Regions from separate parts of the Homo sapiens genome. Here region 2 is linked to region 1. A link is a contact called in ENCODE Hi-C or POLR2A ChIA-PET data. All regions are on one chromosome and are shown on one strand. The core of a region is the stretch at or near the end of the contact, and the rest is flanking DNA. Distances in the headings are between cores, read along the strand shown. Region 1 overlaps ERC2 (ELKS/RAB6-interacting/CAST family member 2). Region 2 overlaps ERC2 (ELKS/RAB6-interacting/CAST family member 2).

What was found. Hi-C counts contacts between places; a loop is a spot of excess contacts on that map. ChIA-PET counts read pairs that join two places held with the same protein, here RNA polymerase II (POLR2A). Pooled maps may share reads with other maps.
Region 2: a map of OCI-LY7 shows a loop between it and region 1 (4-fold over the local background). The contact joins two enhancer-like sites. A Hi-C loop is called at or near these places in 2 of 168 maps with a recorded cell type or tissue (OCI-LY7 and mammary epithelial cell) and 1 of 50 pooled maps. POLR2A ChIA-PET finds 5 or more read pairs at or near these places in 3 of 52 experiments (HEK293, OCI-LY7 and activated naive CD4-positive, alpha-beta T cell).

The regions. Positions count from the first base shown.
Region 1 is chr3:55,724,394-55,728,120 of GRCh38, forward strand. The region is part of intron 15 of ERC2 (ELKS/RAB6-interacting/CAST family member 2); the gene reads right to left. Among named protein-coding and RNA genes, the nearest start is that of ERC2-IT1, 67 kb to the left of the region's middle. Within about 2 kb of position 1,863, at least 2 of the 41 ENCODE cell types and tissues checked have a DNase peak (open chromatin) inside an H3K27ac peak, as active enhancers do; they include OCI-LY7, where a contact is called at or near this core.
Region 2 is chr3:55,757,683-55,761,409 of GRCh38, forward strand. The region is part of intron 14 of ERC2 (ELKS/RAB6-interacting/CAST family member 2); the gene reads right to left. Among named protein-coding and RNA genes, the nearest start is that of MIR3938, 93 kb to the right of the region's middle. Within about 2 kb of position 1,734, at least 2 of the 41 ENCODE cell types and tissues checked have a DNase peak (open chromatin) inside an H3K27ac peak, as active enhancers do; they include OCI-LY7, where a contact is called at or near this core.

The DNA of each region.
Region 1 (3,727 bases), core at 613-3,112:
AAGACCTAACTGAAGTATTGCACCAATTCAGGGATAGCTCCTGGGAAGAGCATGGAAAAGCTTCAATGTGAGTCCCATTTGGGCTCTGGTTCCACCCCTTACCAGCTGTGGCATCTCTGCATAGTTCCTGAACCCAAGTTTCCTCATCTGTAAAACAGAATTATTAACATCTGGTTTTTAGGGTTGTCATGAGGATTAAATGAGATAATATATTTAAAATCCCTAGCCCAATGCCAAGTATACAATAAGAGCTCAAAAACTGTTGGTTCCTCACATTCTAAAATGTGAATAGAAAAACAATGATGAAAAGCAAGGTCTCTGCACACATTATACCCACTCCTAAGCCTCACTGAAGCAATGTCAGTCTAATAACTCCCAAAATCCACACAGTCTAACAGCTGGATTCCTCCCCACAAAGCCTAATGGCTCCCTGGTGGCCAACATCTTGGGAAGTTTCTCCTGTACACACTCTACTTTGGTGGTGGATCTGAATGTTCTCTGAGGCGGTAATGAACAGGTTAAAGTTGAAGGGATTTCAAACATGTCTAATCCAATAAGAGGCTTGGTAAAACATGCGTTATCACTTAAAGAATAAATGTTTAAAAATAGAGCACAGATGTGAAATTTGAATAAAAAGAGAGAGAGAGCACAGTGAGAGATCTTCTTGGCATTTGCATGCTATTCCCTGTTTTGGTCACCTTCAGCTAAGCCTGTTATTCTGATATGCTCTGCCAACTGCTCAGTGCTGTGGGGTGCTTCAAGTTACTGAAGCAAAGTTGGCAAATCACTCTGAAATTTAAAAATCAGAGCCACCTCCCCCTTTATGCATTTCTAAAAGCCAGGGAACACAATGGTAAAGTTGATCTTTTCAAGTTTTTCTAAACTAATACTTAAAAAGCAAAGAGTGAGTTTCTCCACTCCTCCTAAAACTAGCAATACTTGTACTGGGATCCTTAAAACCCTAAGAGAAAGTATCATGGTTAAATAGGCATTTGTCACAAAAGGTGGGCTACAGATTGCCAATCACAGAATTCATGGGAATTTCTACTTATGTAGAAAGCATTCTCTGATTCCTCCAGCAGGCAAAGGTTTTTGAACTTCAGTAACATCTCTGCAACAAAAAAAAATAGCACTTTGTCCTATTTTATCTTTCATGAGCTAGTATCTATGATACTGCTAGTAGAGATGATAAAACTCCAAGGCTTAAGGACAAAATCAACACCTCCTATAGCCAAAGAGTGCCCATAAGTGCTCCATGCATGTTTAGGGAGATGAACTAAAATATGTTTAAAACAGAGCTTTCACCCAAGGAAGACACTCAAGTGAGAGACTCACACAGTTGGCCATCAGGTCAGCTTGATGCTCTGGGAAGATGCCCTTCTGATAGGGATTTGAAAAATGCATGAAATCAGAGAAAATACTTTGCCTCCATATTCACTGAGTGCTATTTTTTGTTGCAAGGGCAAACTGAGTGGATTCCCTGAGTACTGGGGTTGAGGCACCAGCTGCCTAGGATAAAGAATGTTTCCAGGCTAAGAGAGCAGATGAGTGTCTTACCCAATTGCTTGGACATTAAGAGGAAATTGTTTACAGTAACACTGAGCAGTTCAGGCTTTACCTCCATAAGAATAACCTGCCAGATCTGAGTATTTCTTTTTTTATTAAAAGGGGTTCTCTAGAATAGACTGTAAAGACACTTTGCACTGAAGTCAAAAATAAATAGAGATGTGGCTAGATTCTACCGGTGGGACACAAACAGCTTAACCCAAAGTGGGTCTGCTGTAAAAACCAATACATTTGCATTTTAGCAATTTGATCTGGACCAAGTCTGTGATGCATTACAATGCTGGGATCAAATCAAGCTTTTCTGGAGGTAATCCAAACACAACAGGAGGCTATGGGAACCCTACTGCATGGGGTTCCTCTACTGCTGTTTAACTGTGCTAACCTCCTGAACCATAAAGGGTAATTAAAAGTCATCTGCACATGAAGCACTGAAAGTGTAAATGGGAAGCACAACCGTGGCTTCTAGCAGAGGGGAGAAGAAATGTCTGGCTAAACACTCCACTCAGGTGCTTCTTACTTTCCTGGACAGGACGGGTCTACCTCTGCTGAGATCCAATTTTGACTAGGATTCCATCCTTGTAGGTGGCTCTCCTGAACACATTCCAGGGCAGCCTCTGCCTTCTCCCATTTTTTACCACATCTGCGACTAATCCTTGTAGACTAATCCTTGTAGACAGTCCTATGATTTTCGGACAACACAGGGCAGAGAGGCTCTACCTAAATAGATTACATTACATGCAACTTGTTATGGCCTCCAGAATGTTTACCTAGACATGGGACTTTTTTTTCTGCAAACCCCATGGGAGGGGGATCACAGAGAACCAGGGGACTAGTCTCCTGGTCTTAATGCCTTCCTGCTCTAGCTGACCTATGTGTTTCCTGGTGGCCAAAAGCAATGCCCAGAACTGGTAGGAAAAGGAAAAGAAAACCAAGTACAATTTATCTCTGATCTCAAAAATAGTCTAACTAGTTCTGAGAAATAAGCTGGTTCTCATTTTAACTAAACAATAATGTCTGGCCCTCATTTTAAAAAGGCATGTTCATCAAGGATGTGTGTATCACTACTTCAGCACACAGGGGAGCATTTGAGAATACGGCTTACGGGGTAAGATTTAGTTTTAAGCTTTCTTCAAAAACCCCTTAGTAGCAGGCAAATCCAGTGATTTCAGAATTAATTATTTTGATGTCAGTCCTTTTTTCAAGGGTGAAGAAAAAGAGTTGGGGAGATTGGCTCCAAGACACCAAAAAAGGAAAGGTGGTAATTTTCTTATATTTTTTAGAACTGGCCTCCATAGAAAAAGAACCAAATCAAAATTTAACTGATTCCCAATTGAGGCCCTCTCTCAAAACTGCACAAATCTGCAAGCAAGATTATTTTTAAAAAGAAGCGAAGTAAAAGTATCAGAGGTATGTGCCTGTAAAGAAACAGAAGTGAAAGGAATACAAAAGTTGGATAGTTTTAGATATCTACTCTACCAAACTAGAATCAATCCTTTATCTTTTTTTAATGCAACAAGTAGCAGAAAGTTAATTTGTACTGCTCTTTTACCTTTATACCATGCTCAGCCTAGAACTAACCCAAATGTCAACACCTGAAGAGCATCACAAAGATTCTTTTATTGTTAAGCACAATTGGAATTTCTGAACTCATTTCATATCACTTTTAGCTTTATTGACAGATGTTTAACAAGAGTTAAAACATTTCTAGGCAAATTGATTTATGAGATACTCAGGAGTTTTCAGGGATGAAATGGACGGATTCCCTTCATAACAGCAAGCAATCTCTGCTACTTCTGAGAACTCAGTGACATTTTACTCAAAAAGAGCCCAAGAAATTGGAGGAGATTTGAACTAGAAGAAGGTAAAAAAATTTGGAATAAAAGTCCAAAATTGCCGCCACCCCAATTAGTTCAACCATGGAGAAAGTCACTCTGTAAAAGTGTCTTGCAATGTGGCAAGAAAGGGCGTGGTGCCATTTTGTGGTCATCAGTTGACACACAGGCCTCATCTTCTCTATCAAGCCCTACAGACTGGTGGTGGCTGCCTAGAATATTGGGGTGAGAATTATGAGGCTAAGTCTTACCTACAGGGAACAAGGATCATGATTGATCAATGATGTTTCTTTTCTTGCCATCATGATTTATTCATTCATTCATACATT
Region 2 (3,727 bases), core at 484-2,983, 33 kb after region 1:
ATTAATGGAGTAGGAAAAGGAGGAGTTATAAACCTATAAATATTGTTCACTTTGAACATCCTAATAATTTAGGTTATTACCACTTACATAAACATAAATTATTTATCAATAGCTTACAATTTAAGAAATGTAATCAAAATTCTTAGTGAGTATTAACTGTTTTCACTCTTAGATCATTAAAAGTCAATTGTATTTGAGGCTCAGATAATATTCCTCTTGGAAAAAAAATTCTATCAAATCAAGATAAATATCATATATATATATACATTTATACCTCTGAGTTCTTATTTTTTGTATTCAAATAACGATAGAGCCCATTTTTTCATCTGGAGAGAATTACATCTGATGACTATCAGAGTGACTGAAATATTAATGACTTAAAAAAAATTCACAGCTATCCAATATTTCCCAGCAATTTTGTGAATTGTGCCAGGTGATTCCAATAATCTGCTATTCTCCCCAAAAATAACATGGATTGTTCTAAGTCCATGAAGAAGAGGCAGAGCTCATATTTCATCTAAAAATCTTTTGTGCAAAAAGCTGTATCTACGAAATTATTAATTTCCAAAGGATGGAGGGACTGGAACCTGTGACTGAGGTAGTCTAGGACTCTGAAATGGGCTAAGCCGAATCATGAGACTTGGGTTCCCCAACTCCAAACTATGCACACCACAGCCACCCCACTCATACTGAGGAAGATCCCCCAAACTCTGCCTCTTCTCATTTCACGCTTTTCCAGAAGTTCATCCTTCTCAGAACCACTTCTTCTCTGACGGGTATCACCAAAGGTGAGGGGCAGACCAATGAGGAGGAGGGCTTGCTGCCATCCTGCAGAGCCTCCCAGTGGCCCTATCTTTGGCAGTGTTCTAACTTTTACAGATGCCTGTCCCCATTTGACAACTTTCTAACTTAGATTTCCTTGTCTCCTAGGACATCGCTAGCCTACACGCCAAGGGCTGGCGTTCAGACAAGGTGGGTCATATCTGTAGCCAAAAAAATCCAGCCATTTAATATAAGGAAGTGTGGATATGGGATCTTTCCCCTCTTCTTATTACACATTAAAAGCCAAACCAACTCCCTGCAAAAAGCTCAAACTGCGTAACGTTTTCCAAGAAGGTTATGGTGGGTTTATGTCAATGAAGGTGAATGGATCAAATACAGTCTTCAGTAAGATCTCTACCAACAAATAAGGCTTAAGCATATTAAAAGAGAGTCCATTTTGGGAATTCAAAACACTTGGATTGCTAAGGTGAGGGTTAACCGCTAAATTCCACCAGATAAGGTGGTTTTTCCTTTTTCTTTTTAGATTACAGACTCTGACTAATTCTTGATATTTTTAGTTCTTTGCAGAGGAATTTTAATTTGGAATAAATTTTTACTCCTTGACAATTAAGCCAAACTTCAGAAGCAACTCTGTTTTATGACATTTCAGCCTCCCCCAGTTTACCTATCTGTAAAATTCCTCCTTTTGTACCAATCCAACAGAGCATAAATTAAAGCACATTGCAAATGGTATTCTAAAGGAAACAGACAATCCCTGAATTGGTGTATTGCTGTGCATTTCTTCTTGTCATTTTGAAAATTACAATCATCTTACAATTTTAAAAAACAGCTTTCTAGATTCTTCGCAAATACAATAATATGACTGCTCCACAGTTCACTTAAATCACTCGGGTTTCACTTCATCTTCTCCACATTTGCACAGGAAGAAGTGTTCGCTATTGTCTCCTCCCCCTCTCTGGGAGTCAGACCAGCTGGGACGTTTTAAGTCTCTTTCATTAAAAAAAAAAAAAAAAAAAAAAAAAAAAAAAAAAAAGGTTAAGGTCAAAATAAGTATGATAAACATGGTAGTTTCCATTCTCAATATTCAAGGACGAAAGACTAAACAACAACAAAAAAATGTAACATTAAAATTCACTGAAGTATGATGAAGATTGTTTTTTTCTTCCCTTGCAACATAATCATGGAGGAAAAAAGGGTTTTGGAAAACAGCAGGTTTTACCTTTAGTAAATCTAGTCTTTCAAATGAGTCCAGTAGTTAATTTTACAGCTGCACATTCCTTAAATTTATATGTTTCCAATTATCTGAATGACTGACACTTTCAAGTTTTATGGTTGATTTTGAAGAGCAGGGCACTTAAACTTACATGAAGTAGATTTTTACACACATGAGTAATTAAATTGTGCTTAACGAGCTCTTCTTTGTACTTGTGAAGTTTTAGCATTTTGGTTGAAGTTTCCTTAAAAGTTAGTAAATTCCAACACTGGACTTTTCATAATACACACTTTGCTATTGGGCTTAACCTTTTTTACTTACAGAGTGTCAGCACCCCTCCGTGACATAAACCCCCTACCAAACAGTAGCCAGTGTCAAGGTTATCACATGAAAACAGACCGTAGGTTTCAGTCTCGTACTTTTCTAATGGCTGAAAAAGGCAAATTCACAGCACGGACAGAGTAACACATTGACATCAAAGAACCTGTAATATCACAGGTAAATTAATGTGCTTCCCACTGCCTATAGTCAAGGAGCAAACTGGATTCTTCAGAAACACATTCTGAAGCCATTTTATCTTCCCATCCCCTTCTTCCTTAAATGTAATCGTCTACTGTCTGTAATGTAAGCAAATACTTTAGTGAGGTTGTGAAAAATTGATTAGGAGCACCTTGAAGACCCTACCTCCGTGATATTTTTTTTTGTAATAGTTACATGGGTCAGCTCTTTGATATTTGCTGCATATAGAGGCAGAAGTATTCCTTCACTTTAGTTCAGAAACACTTGAAATAGACTAAGTAGTAAAAATTAGTTACATATTCCAGTTGCTGTTTAATGCATTATTAAAGAATTTTCACATATACATTGGTGAGAAAGATGGCTGAACTATAATGTACAATTAATATGTTGCTTTGCCAAGAGATGACTGGATCACAACAGTAGAGAAAGTCAGAAGATCACCCTGAGGACATCCCAACTAAATGCTCACTTATCACTGAATCTGGCTTTCCACGGGGTGTCTCTGCTAGTCTGCATGGAGGTGGTTCAGTGCACGTGAACACGCCATGTACAAATAACGCTCAGATAAAATAATCCAGAAATAATATACTTTTTGACACATATAATAAGCATATGGAGTCAGTTAACCAAGAAATGAAATACGGCAAATGTTAGTGGGTCAGGGGTGCCTTGATTTGTTTCTAGAATAGGAGAGCCTAAAGGGCATGACATAAACCTGTGGAAAAAGAAAATGGTAAGATGCAAATCTCCCTCTGAAAAGAGTAGGTGGGCCCAGGGTAGATTGGGATGTGCCAAATGAAGACACAGAGATGTCCTCTTAAGCATCACCACTTGTTCATTCTGTGATGCAGAGCCTGTGTCAACATTAAGACAGATGCTTTGAGGATCAAATAATACAATGCATTGACACTGATAATACAAACGAAAGGAGAGTGGCTGCCGTTATGATGTTTAGTCTTATTCCTTGCTATTCCTACCATCATCATTGTTATTACTACTGGAGCTCAGGTCCCAGCAAACTTTCTATAAAAGGCCAGAGAGTAAACATTTTAAGCTTTACATGTACAGTTGTTTCATTTATGCAAATAAAAATACAGGAGTTCAGTTACATTTCAATTTCAGATAAACAGTAAATATTTTCTTTTAATACAAGTGTGTCCTGCTCAATATTTGAGATGTGCTTATACTAAAAATGTATTCGCTGTTTATCTG